3 separate regions of the Mus musculus genome follow, and regions 2 and 3 are each linked to region 1. A link is a contact called in ENCODE Hi-C or POLR2A ChIA-PET data. All regions are on one chromosome and are shown on one strand. The core of a region is the stretch at or near the end of the contact, and the rest is flanking DNA. Distances in the headings are between cores, read along the strand shown. Region 1 holds the start of Fbrs (fibrosin). Region 2 holds the start of Orai3 (ORAI calcium release-activated calcium modulator 3). Region 3 holds the start of Zfp646 (zinc finger protein 646).

Region 1 (3,910 bases), core at 817-3,316:
CTCACCCTCTCATCCAGATCACTTTCTGCGTCACACTGAGAAGATAAAGAGAAAGACATCAGGGGATAGGAGAGGGACCCAACAGGGAAGGGATGGGCCATTACAGGTAGGTGACACTTACTATATATCCAGCTTCCAGAGAGTGACGGGAGAAGGCCTGAGAAAGACCAGAGTCCAGAAGTAAGGGAGGCTGACTGACCAAGCAACTGTACAAAGCCACTACTCCCAGCAAGACCTTCAAGAGGACTTAAAAGCTACTCTCCATCATGCTCTTGTTTCTCTGTTTACTTCCACCTCCGCTACCAACCAGCTTACTATTTTCCTAATACTCTAGGTTCTCAAATCTTAAAACTGTATTCAAAACAACTTTTCCTCACTTCTTTCCTCAGCAAACTTCTGACTACACTGGGGCCCAAGACGTTCTAGGGGGCTTTCCCTAACCGCAACCCTCTGCCCATCCCCCAGACAGAATGAGTGGCTTCCTCATGTGGGTTTCTGTAGCACTTTGCCTAGATCTCTCCCAGATCACTGCCTTACACAGCTGCTCAAGCTAGTCTAGGTGCTTGCTTTTTGGCTGTTTCTTTCCCCTTAGGCTGCCACCAGCTAGAGGAAAGGACAGGACATCTCTTATTTATAATTCAGCTGTCTTTGATGTATCTCTTGAATTATCAGCTTGTTAGTAGTATACATAGCACAAGCAAAAGCAAGTGAGTTTGACTCTAGTTAGGTCCTTCAGACCTGGATTGGAGATGGGGCTGCTGTCCAATTTGTTCTGCCTTCCCCTGTGCTCCTAGACACTAGGATTACTGCTGGGATCGGCAGTTGTGATGCTCGTGGGAAGTCAGTCTACAGGAATGATATATTCCGACTGAACAAATTGGAAGGACTGGAATCTGGGACATGCTCACCTCTTTCCTTCTTCGCTTATTGGGCCATTTACGGGGCCTATCCCCAGAGGGTCGGCCAGGCTCACGGTCTGAGCTGTCCCCTGGTTCCCCAGTGGCCCCACTGGAGCCCCCCCTCTTCCGTTTCCCAGAATGCTTCAGCCGATGTTCCAGTCGTTCTGGGGGCTGAAGAGATGCATCCTTCTGTAGAAGAGGTGGTGGAAATGTGGTTGGAGAAAGAAAAGCTCCTTAACTCTCTAAGGGTGACCAAGTTACTCAAGTGCCTCTCAAGCAGGGGAACCTAGGTAGTCCCCAGACACTAGCTCTACCTCCTCCCACCCCAGGGTGGGGCAGAAACCCGGCAAGAGGAGCCGGTTGCTCTGGTTTGGGGTGTCACCACTGCCCCCTCAACCCCATCCTCTGTAAGGGCTATACCCTTCTCTCTGCCCTTCTGACCCACCTCCCAAAGACCCCCAAATCCCATTAGGGCACACCTGCAAGGCCTCAAGGCTGGCAAAGCTAGCGATGGCAAAACCATCGATCAGGTCTTCCTCCTCTTCCTCCTCCTCAGGCTCCTCCTCGGCTTCTCCGTCGTCTGCGCCCCCCTCTTCCTCCTCGTCCTCTTCCTCTCCGCGGCTGCCCGAACCGGCAGGCCGCTTCCGAGCTCGCGGTCTCGGGGGTCGAGGCCTGGGTCGGGGCCGCCGCCGTCGTAGGCCCCCAGGCCGCTCTCCAGATGAAGCTGACGACCAGGGACGGGCGGGCGGCGGCGGTGACGAGGAGGATGAAGAGCCTCGCGGGGCGGCCAACAAGGCCCGGGGCGCGTCACCGCCTGGACCTCGGCGGCGCCGCTGCTCCCGATCACGGTCTCGCCGCGAGCAGCGTCTCCGTCGCCGCTCCCCTTCAGCTGCCCAGCCCGGGCCTGGGGCCGCGGCCGTCTCCATGGTGACGGCCCTCAGCGCCGCATCCGGAGGCGGCGGGGCCCGAAGCGGCCTGTCCACAGGCCCCGGGTCGCGAGCGCGGCGCTGGCGCTTGCACAGGGACGGGAGAGCTCCGGCTTCCTCTTTAAAACAGGATCCGCTGGCCTCTGGCTTGCCCCAAGGCCAAGGCCCAGAGAGCCGGCGCCGCCCCCGGGGCGACAAGCCTGAAGGCCCCCCCTGTAGGGCTGGCGGGGCCGCGACGACTAAAACTGGGCGGCCGTCCCTTTAAGGCGAGGCCTCAAATTGTCCAGCCCCCGGCCCCTTTAAGACGACTCCACCGTGTCCGGCTGGTCTAGTGCGGTGGCGGCCCCGTGCCAGGGGTCGAGGCAAGTCTCCCAGAGGAAGAGGAAGGACCACCCCTTTAAAAGGGGCGGAAAGCACGACTTCCCCTTTAAAAGTGTCTCAAGTCCTCCGGCTGAAAGAGGCCACCCCTTTAAAGAGTCCAGAGGCCTTCAAACAGCGAGTCGTCCCTTTTTAGAGAGCGTAGCTAAGTTTCTAGCCCTTCACAGGCTGTCACTTCCCCTTTAAGATGAATTTAATGAACTTCTTGCGTGGGGCAGGAGGTAGGAAAACTCCACTTGCCCCAATTCTTCCAGCAGGAGTTGTTTGTCAGCTTCTGCTGTCCCCTTTAAGACTGGCGTTGGAGTCGGCCGAGTTCGGTACCCACCCCTTTAAGGAGATTTAACGAGGTCTCCGCCTCCCGTAGCCTTGAAAGGTGCAAGGGGGCGGAGCCTGCCGTCCAAAGTCCCGGATGTGAGGCAACGGTGACGGATAGAGCTTCTCTCTCTGTCCTCCGACATAAAAGACTCTTCCTCCTTTCCTCCGTTCCTAACCGGCTTGTAGCTAGAAGGATCCGGAAAGGCCACTGGACAGTGAGGAACTCCGCCGTATCCTCCTGTTGTCTTCTTCGGCGTCTACGGCTCTTCTCCACCAGAACTTCCCTGCCCCTCCTCCCTCTTCCTCCTCAGCCAACGCCTCCTTCCTCTCTCCGCCTCCTTCCCCCTCCCTCCGAGGCTCAGTCGTTTATAGGTTGGCAAGTAAACGTCAATGCAAAGGGCGGAGTCAAAGTCGCCGGAGTGCCGGACGTAACAGCCTTCAAATGTGGGATTGGGTTGTCAGGTTAGCCCCGCCCTCCCCAGGTCTTGTGACTGGACTGGTCCGAAGTAGGTGTTTGGAGCAGTTCCTTAGGCCACCCGCCTCTTCCTGCTCTCTGTTTATTGGCCATCTACTGAGAGACAGTGCGAGGCACTGGGAGGTGGTGCCTGGAGTGGTAGGCAGCAGGCCACTGGTAGGCGTTAGGCTGTCCTAGGTGCGCTTTTCTGGTGTGTAGTGGCTGCCTTTTTGCCTGTTGGTATTTCGCGCAAGCGCATGGCGCTAATGCCTTCTGCCCGTCTTTGGGCGGATCTGTCTACCGTGGCGTCTCAGAAAACCCAAGCACGATCCGCGAGAGTCAGAGGTGGGGCGGAGACCAAGCTCCCAGTGGCCGTCCCTTCCTGTGCTCAACAATAATAAACACTTTGCACTCCAGTGCGAAGTACTCTCTCACATTAATTCACTTGGTAATGAGTTCCGAGGTAAATATTTGCTCTCCGATCCATTTTACCAAAGGTATCTGTATACAAACTGCCAGGATTCTAGCTCCAGAGTGAAGGTCCTGGCCACTGTGCCACCAACTGCAGCACTTAGGTTGTACCACTCTGATCTGATTGTTTAATGTATCATTAGTGTGTGGGCATGATGTATGTGAGGGTGCGAGTGCCATTAGATGTATGTTGAGACGAGAGGACAACTTTGTAGAGTCTTCAACATGTTCATGGGTTTTGGGGATCAAACTCTGGTTACTAAGCTTATGTATGTACCAAGCGCTTTTTCAGTGGAGCCATCTCACTGGCCCTGGCTGTTCTTTTAATGTGGACATTTCCTTGACAACCCTTGTTTTCTTGTCGATATAAAATAGTGATAAATTCCCTAACAGACTTTGTGCCGGTCGACTCTCTATGATAGATTGTCCTAAGTTGGCGATGGCAGCATTTGGGAGGAGTAAATAAC
Region 2 (4,179 bases), core at 1,590-4,089, 290 kb before region 1:
GAGTAGGGTTACAGTCCTATGACCTTGAACAACTGTGTAATCTCTGAGCAAGTGCCTCCCTCAGTTTCCTACCTGAAAAATGGGGACAATAGTCTCAGTGAGAAAGTTAATGCTAAACATTAAATTCTATGACTAGAGCCAGGCACAGACTGTTAGAGTTGATGCTAATGTCTAAGGCACAAAGAGAGAAAACCCAGAAGGTAGTAACTGCCATCTCTTAAACTCCAATAAGCTTCACGTTTCCAGATCAATCTAAAAAGCTTGTCATATCTGGTCACACCGGGGCTGCATTCAATGTGCCAACTATGCAGGATGAATCATGGCTGCTCATGTTTGACAGGTCAGGGAGTCTACCGTGACTCCACCCAGCTAGCCTGAACTTTGCAAACATTTGTGTTGATGGACAAGTTTGGGCTTTAAAGCCAGGCTGCTGAAGTCAAAAATCCTGTCACTAGCTCACTGTGCAGTCTAACATGCCTTTTCTTATATGAACAACTGCCACTATACCAGGTACTGAACATTGAATGTTTGTTGAGATAGGACTTCATGAAGCCCAGGCTAGCCTTGACTCTCTGTATAGCCAAGAACAACCTTGTTTGTTCTTTTTTATTACCTCAAGTGCTGGGATTATAGGTGTGCTATACGCTATACCATGTTTGTTGTTGTTTAAATGGAAATTGAACCTAGGATTTCCTGAATGGTAGGCAAATACTCTACCAACTAGAACTAGGCTAGATTCACAGCCTGTGAATATGATTTGTATGTTTTAACTTCAGGCCACCTGGGTTTAGGAAGATATCTCCCATTTCTGTTTGTTGGTTTTTGGAGACAGGGTTTCTCTGTGTAGCCCTGGCTGTCCTGGAACTCACTCTGTAGACCAGGCTGGCCTCGAACTCAGAAACCCGCCTGCCTCTGCCTCCTGAGTGCTGGGATTAGAGGCGTGCGCCACCACGCCCGGCCCATTTCTTACAGATCCCGAGATTACTGTGGTGCAGGGATACAGTGGTACTTACAAAAATAAAACTGAGTATTTTGGGGAATTGGGCCACCGCAGATAGTAGGCAGGTGTGTTCACAAACAGGGATCTGGGCCAGGCTTAATTCTGGTGTCTCCCAGGGTCCAACCCAGGGTTCTTTGTCAGGACTGGGGGCGGTCCTAGAACCTACACATTCAGCCTACTGCTCCTCAGAGAAAGCCCTCTCACACTGACACCACAACGATCTGCTCTGCAACTTCTGCTGCACACTGTACTGTTCCTTTAGAAGCAGGCGGAGCCACGTGGTTCAAACACAAGCTGCTGTGCCCTTCTTTCTGTGGTGCTGATTCCTTTCAGTCAAATGTCCTCAGGAACTATGGGGCTGTTTGGGGGAAATCTGGGCCCCTTACAAGCAACAGAGCAAGAGCAACCTTTAAGATTACAGATTCTTTCGTCCTGATATTGAGGTTGCAGAAAAAAGGGAGGTATTGACCTAAGTTACTTTTATATGCCCTCACCTTAGCTCCCTCCAAGGCCTATTTACACAAGGGTACATTATGAAGGGTGCCCTCCCCCCAAGTGTGAAGAAAACTGAAACTAGCAGAGCTTCACTCCACACCCATACCCTGCGGAGCATCCTTGTCTAAACAGCAGCTTCCATGTAGTCTAGATAGCACACTGTTCTAGAAGAGCCTCCTTTGCTAAGCGGAGCTTGTTCTAACACACCTAGTTCTAGGGGGTCTCCATAAGAATCCCACATCCTCCTGGACAAAAGCTTGGCAGACCACAGAGACAGCACCTTCTATGATGTCACAACTTCCTAAAGATGGCAACTGGAGTGGATGTCGACTTGGGGCCGCACAGCTGGCCCTAAGTAGGGAGGAACCAGGACACATCTGCAGGCCACACTCTGGAATCTTCAGTTCCACTTCCCGGGGCCACTGCTGGGACCGTTAGCTGACATTATCCTCCCACACCTGCAGTTTATCAGACTTATCTGCTAGCTCCCTGATCAGCTTCCTTCCCCAGCAGCTTCCTCATGGTTTCTTAGTTTTCCCGGCAATTCTCTGTGCCTTCTGAGAGGTGGGCCCTTCAGTCAAATGACTCTCACATACACTATCCCCCTTCCCCGATCTGGTTGATATAGGCTCTCATTCAGCTTTGACTGCCTTTCAACTCTCGAGGACTTGGTAACTAAGCCACTTCAGACTTTCCCCCCACCAGTCTGCATCTGCTGACCTCTTTACTCCCTTCTTCCACGGCATTTCTGGGACCGATCTTCAGTCTGTTTATATTCCTAGAGCTGTGCCCGACATAAAGGGTTTTTCCAGTCCCTTGGGACTTAGCTCCTTCTTTTATCCTAAAGAAACCCTTTTATTCAGTCCAGTACTGGGGACCCATTTTCTTGACTTCTCCCACCACGTGCTTTACCCACCCCGTGTACCCCCTCCCACCCCTCACCATGGCGAAGCCCGACAGCAGAGCAGATGTGCGGCTGGAGGCTTTGAGCTTAGCCCGGCTGAGGTAGAGGCGGCGCCAGCTGAGCGCCCGCAGAGAGTGCTGACTGGCCCCCATAAGGTCCAGGTAGCCGCGGTGCACGAACTCCCGGTACGTGGCTGAGCCCGCGGGGCTGTCCACCTCCGGGTTCAGCGGGGCCTGTTCGCCCGTGTCCCCCTCGCCGCCCTTCATCCTGAGAGCAGTTACACCACAAGCGCAGATGGTCAAGGAGGGGCCGAGGCGCCTTGTATCCCCAAGAAGGGACGGCCCAAGCGCGGGTGGGACCCCATCCTGGGTGGCAAGGCAGACCCAGCGGGAACAGTTACGGACGCGTCTAGAAGGCCCAGGGGCCGAAACAGGAACTGGGGCAGGGGCGGAGCCCGGTGACCACATGATTGGGTGGAGCCGTGAGACGAACCCCTGCAGTCTGCCCACGGGCAGAGATCTCAAGGGACCCTCTAACCCAGGCCACGACGTGAATGCTCAGCCTCAGCTTTTGCTGGGACTTTGCTGGCCTCAGACCACCCAGTGTATGTACCTGGACATTCACAGGTGTCCAGACTTCCACACTCCTCTTTGAGCAGTCATCTCAGGAAAATTAAGCCCATTTTCCTCCCAGAGACCAAAGGAGCCCCTTCCACCATCCCTACCCACCACTCAGACTCGACACCGCAGACAGACACAAAAAGTCAGCGGCCCCGGCTAGATTCTGAGTTTTATAGCAAACCTTATTGTACAGACTTGTGGGGTTAGGGGTCCAGCCCGGCTGGGTGCCCCACTTGTCCCTCGCCGGGGTGCCTCCTCCCCTCCCGCAAGCGGCCCCACCGTCAAGCCTTTCTCCAACCCCAGGCCCCCCCTCCTGCCTTTGGTCCGCCCAGCCCCCGCCCCCAACCCGCGCACCTTCCTGTTACCTGAGGTATGTGGATAGATTCCCCTCCCCCCACCCCCATGTAGTACAATCCAGTTCCCCCTGGCCTAAGTTGAGTGGGACCTAGACCTGACTCCTCCCTCAGGCTCTTGAGACCCCACCCCCACACTGGAAGAAGGAAAGGGGTGGGAAGAGGGGAGGTGCCAAGAGTCTGTTACTAAGTTCCCACAGCAACTAAGAGGGACCGTTTCCAGTCTTAGCACTGATTTCCGGAGGTGTCCATTGGCTGCTATTTCCATGGCAACCAGGAGTGGCAGTTCCCTGGGCAAATGGGACACGAGTTTCCATGACGATGAAAGAATGGGAAGAGCCAAACTGGAGGAGTCCCATCTTGCCCATCTTTAAGCTGACATTTCCCCACCCCAACTCAAGTGAAGGGTGGAGCTGTTCAAGACAGTAATGCAAGAGAGCTAGGGGTGGGACAGTCCAAACTGGGTACCCATAGCCCAGTCTCGGTCAAGCTGGTCCCCTCACATCACACTCCCCCAAGTCCGAGATTCCCCCGGTTCAAGTAACACTTCAGTACAGATGAATGTTCAAGTATTGTGTAGAGAGCCAGGCAGGGGTCTGGGCTACCCCTCACCACTCCCCTGGGCCACCGAGCTTAACAGCAGGTAGACCCGCGGCCCCTACTCCTTGCAATAGCTGCCATTTTCAGTGACGTTCAAGGAGTCAAGGTCGGGGAAAACTGAAATCTGGGTAGAGGGAAGGGGAGAGAGGCAACCCTACGCAGAGGGTACTATCCCCACATCTGCTCCTCTCCCAGCCCCCAGTCCTG
Region 3 (4,189 bases), core at 1,090-3,589, 400 kb before region 1:
CACACTCATTACACTTATAGGGACGATGGTCCAGGCTGGCAGTGGGGACCTCGTCCACTTTTGGAGTATTCTCGGCTGACGTAAGAGCAGTTGAGGACACTGATGACTGACCACCTTCCCCAGCTCCTTGCCGGGGTCTATGATGAGCACGAATATGGTTTTTCAGAGCAGCTGCATTGAATAGCTGCTTGGAACAAATGGAACAGGGGTAGATACCTGTTTGGTGGCTTTTTCGATGGTTGATGAGACTACCTGCATGACGGTAGGTACGGCCACAGTCTCCACAACAGAAAGGTCGATATTCCTCTGAGCCGCCATCTTCTAGCTGTCCAGAAGAGCTGAGCTCCCCAGAACCATTCAACATCCCTGTTTTAGATAGCTGACCCCAACTCCTCTCATCTGCGTGTCCATTTGTGGTAGGCATCTCTTTGTCTTCCCATGGTTGTTCCTGCTTTAGCCCCTCATGGGACTGCTGATGTTCCAGCAGATCCCTGGGGAGCCGAAAGGCACGGGGGCAGTGAGGACAGTGGTAAGGCCGATACTGGGCATGGAGTCTCGAGTGGTTCTTCAGGGCCATGAGGTTAGAGAACTCCTTGAAACAGATGGAACAAGGGTAGATGCCCAGAGTGTGACTCTGGCGGTGGTTGGTGAGGCTCCCGGCATGCTTATAGGTCTTCCCGCACTCACTGCACCTGTACTTTCGCTCCCCCTCAGTAGGAAGAGGCTCAGTGGGCTCCTGGGCCTCTGTGAAGTTCACTACTGATTCAGCCAAATACTGTTCCAAATTGCTAAGAAGGTTGCTCGCTGGAGTGGGGAGTGGTGATGCTCCTTCGGAACTGACGGCGGGCACCCAGTCCGCCGTACCTCCTTTAGAATCTGGCTGCATTTCTAAGCCTTGTCTTTGTTTGGTAGGTGGATCTTCCCACGTCCCTGACGCTGCCCTGGGGTCAGCTCCAGATTCCCAGTCATGTGTCTCTCGTACCAACTTCGTCTGATTTTCCCAGCCTTCCCCAGATCCAAGCCTCTGACCCCAGGAGTCAGTAGCCATGGTCTCACTCCCAAGGTGTGGAGCGGTTTCCATGGCATGTGGAGGCCCGTGCCTTCGGTGGCTCTCAGGAGCATGAGTCCTCATATGGCTCTGGAGGGCCAAGCGATTAGAAAAATCCTTGCCACAGGTGGTACAGGGGAAAAAAAGAGTCTCATGGTTCCTCTGATGGTTGGCCAAGTTCTCCGGGTGACTGCCATAGGGGTGAGGGATGCCATCGGCTTCCTCCCCGTCCTGCTTAGCAGATGAATGGCGCAGTTCTCGATGCCGTGCCAGTTCTGGGAGGTTAGGAAAGTGGCGCTGACAGTCAGAGCAACTGAATGAGAGGGGCATGTCCTCCATGAGGCAAAGCGGTAGAAAACCCCTGGAGGCTCAGGAGGGACAGACAGGTGGCAGCAGCATTCTCTCTGCAGAAGGGCTGAGGCCTAGAAAGGGGGGACAGTAGTCAGAAGGAAGGATCGAGTCAGTTTTGTTTCTTGGTTACTAAAGCAAGTCGCAAAGAGGTTCCCCAAACATCCATGCCAAGGGACCCGCTCTCTCTTAGGTCTGGAGGTTCAGAAAGCCTCGCTATGCACAAACTCCTAGAAATGTTCCCCCAGGTTTAAGTCATCTCTAGAGCCTGAGAGAAATAAGGAAAATAAAATCTGGAGCCTAGACAGACTGATTTTGTTTTTTAGGTTATATATAATGGATCTTATTGATCTTCAGACTGTGCACTCTATCATTCTGACAACCTAACAAAAATCTATGAGGTGTGTGTTTGTTTTTGTAACAACGAACCAGAACTATTTGCTTTTGAGATATGGTCTCAGCTCACTGTAAAGTTCAAGCTGCTCTGGGATTCCCTCAGTCGCCCAAACTAGTTTCACACTTATGAATTTTCCTACCTCAGACTCCTGAGAGTTGAGATTGAAGGAGACAGCCACGACTGTTGGGCAGGCCTTACACAGACGTGCAACCTTTCTTTCTTCACTCTTCAGCTAAACCGAGTGGTCTGAAAAGAATGGCAGAGCAGCTGCTTTCTTCAGTGGTCACCTATGTGTTGTAGAAGGTAGAGGCCCTCTTAGGGACGAACCTGGCTTCAGTGGTCACCTATGTGTTGTAGAAGGTAGAGGCCCTCTTAGGGATGAACCTGGCCTTTTCAGCATCACACTGTTTCCCTGTTAGGCGTTAGTTTTACTTCCTTTAAGTACATTTAATCCCATTCCATTTCAGGTTGAAAGTTCATTTTATTCTCTGCCTTTTCTATCCCCTACCTACCTTACCTTGCTGTCTCCAACACTTTTCATTCCCTCTTCTACTTTTTCTCTAAATTATGATAGCAACTCAGGCTGGACAGTACCATGGGCCAAGCACTGCTGTTACACAAGTGTATTTGGGGTGGGTGGGTGGCATTTCAGACAGGGTCTTACTATGTAGCCCTCGCTTCCCAAACTGGGACTAGAATCATGCGACACTATGATAAGCTTGTAAGTACATTTACACCACTAAATCCAAAGCCGTGTTACCTCGTTTTTTTACATAAACTCACTTCAAGAGGCAACCTTCATTCCAAAACCAGCAGCAGCTATTCATTTCTGCCACATCATCTGGCCTTTCTCCGGGGCTGACTAGTCTCCTGGGACCCTAGCACAACTATTTCTAATCTCACCAGCTGAGCCTGGTCCCAGAATTCTCACTTCTCAAAACTCCTTCACTCGAGTCCCCTTTTCCTAACCAACCACCATCACATTCCTGTAGAGTCACTCGTCTTTTCTGCCAATTTCTTCTCTAGATCCCTACCTCGCACCAGGAGTGCCTTCTGGTTCCCGCCGCCGGCGCGTCCGTTGGAGGTCGTGAACGGGAGCGCGCCTGCGCACTGGGACCCTTACCCTAACTGCAGCCGCGAGCCATAAGTGGTGGCTGGTGCGAGAGTTCTCGAGCCCATACACACGCACACTCAGCCAGGGTACCCGGGAGTGGTAGCTGAGGGAAAGGTGCGGGAGAGAGGAGGAGGTAGAGGGAGCAGGGACAGCTGGTATGAACCCAGAGTCTAGCCCAGTTCCGCGGACACTTCCTATTGTTACCAGGAACCAGGAAGTGTCCTAGATGCTAATGCTTCCCCGCGAAACTTCCGCCTGGGAACACTTCCTGTCCCTCCCGCGGGCAGTGTTTCCGCACGGACACGCTTCCGGCGCTAGGTTCCGGGTGGGCCCGACTGTTTGTTTTCTTTTTGTTGTTTTGAGACTGGGTCTAACTCTGCAGCCCGGGCCGGCCTCGAGCTCGGAGCAATCCTCCTGCCTCAATTTCCAGAATGCTGGAGCTCCCAGGCAGCGTGAGCCCCCACGCTCCGCTGCGGGCGCAGCTCTGGCTCCGCCCACGCAGGTCGGCGCGGCGTTCGGATGGATTTAAGCCACACTTCCGTCCAGAGCTGCTGAAACCCTTCGCGTGCTTATTCGGGCAGTACGGTCACAGGAAAGACCCTGCAGCCCCGGCTACGGCGCTTTGGTGACACTTTTCACGAGGTTCCATAAAAGCTTCTTCCCAGGGCTGGCGTGGAGGGATCCTCGCTGAGTCCTTTCCTCGCTGTTAGAGGAAATGTGGACTCGACGTGGACGCGGGCACCACAAAGCCCGAGCGCCCTCTCCGCATCGTCCCACCTCCTAGCTCCTGCAGACGCTTCCGGCGACTTGGCGGGTGTCCGCCGTCAATCAGCCCGGCGTGCCAGCCCCTCAGCACCCAGAAACCCTTCGCAAGATACTTCTCTGCTTCCGCAGGCTCGGGGCTGCTTCCCTAAGTTTTTCCTTCCTCCCGAGCAAGGAAGGCGGCCTTCCACTTCCGCCGTCTGCCCGGCGGCCCCTCCCCGCCCTCCCTCCGGGTCCTAGCGCCTGCCCCTCTCCGACTGTCCCGAGCTCCGTCGGCGCCAGGCACCGCCGCCAAAGCTGCGGAGCCTGCGAAAACCGATCCAGGTAGGACACGCCGGCGGGAAGTCGCGGGGGCTCGGGCAGCGGCCCCCGACGCGGTTTGGGGTGCTCCCGGCTTCACGTGTGCTGCCGAGCGGACGGAGTTGACCAGGCGCGAGCATCCCGGGCGGGGCGAGCCGTGAGCGGCCTCGGGCGGGCTGCGGGCCCAGCAGGTCCTAGAACCCGCCCGGTGCCCGCCGGT

The links. Hi-C counts contacts between places; a loop is a spot of excess contacts on that map. ChIA-PET counts read pairs that join two places held with the same protein, here RNA polymerase II (POLR2A).
Region 2: a loop to region 1 is called in a map of heart, with 2.1 times the contacts of the local background. The contact joins the promoter of Orai3 here to the promoter of Fbrs in region 1. A Hi-C loop is called at or near these places in 1 of 37 maps with a recorded cell type or tissue (heart). POLR2A ChIA-PET finds 5 or more read pairs at or near these places in 3 of 5 experiments (Patski and embryonic stem cell).
Region 3: a loop to region 1 is called in a map of heart, with 5 times the contacts of the local background. The contact joins the promoter of Zfp646 here to the promoter of Fbrs in region 1. A Hi-C loop is called at or near these places in 1 of 37 maps with a recorded cell type or tissue (heart). POLR2A ChIA-PET finds 5 or more read pairs at or near these places in 1 of 5 experiments (Patski).

What each region holds. Positions count from the first base shown.
Region 1 is chr7:127,477,114-127,481,023 of GRCm38, reverse strand. It overlaps Fbrs (fibrosin), which reads right to left and starts at 2,066. Exons shown (of 18, transcript NM_010183.2): 1 at 1,379-2,066; 2 at 909-1,088; 3 at 122-157; 4 at 6-35. The coding sequence starts at 1,825.
Region 2 is chr7:127,768,475-127,772,653 of GRCm38, reverse strand. Orai3 (ORAI calcium release-activated calcium modulator 3) reads right to left here and starts at 2,839. Exons shown (of 2, transcript NM_198424.3): 1 at 2,438-2,839. The coding sequence starts at 2,665. It overlaps Fbxl19 (F-box and leucine-rich repeat protein 19), which reads right to left. Exons shown (of 11, transcript NM_172748.2): 11 at 3,726-4,179.
Region 3 is chr7:127,875,851-127,880,039 of GRCm38, reverse strand. It overlaps Zfp646 (zinc finger protein 646), which reads right to left and starts at 2,339. Exons shown (of 3, transcript NM_172749.4): 1 at 1,933-2,339; 2 at 1-1,470. The coding sequence starts at 1,387. Zfp668 (zinc finger protein 668) reads left to right here and starts at 3,204. Exons shown (of 3, transcript NM_146259.4): 1 at 3,204-3,993.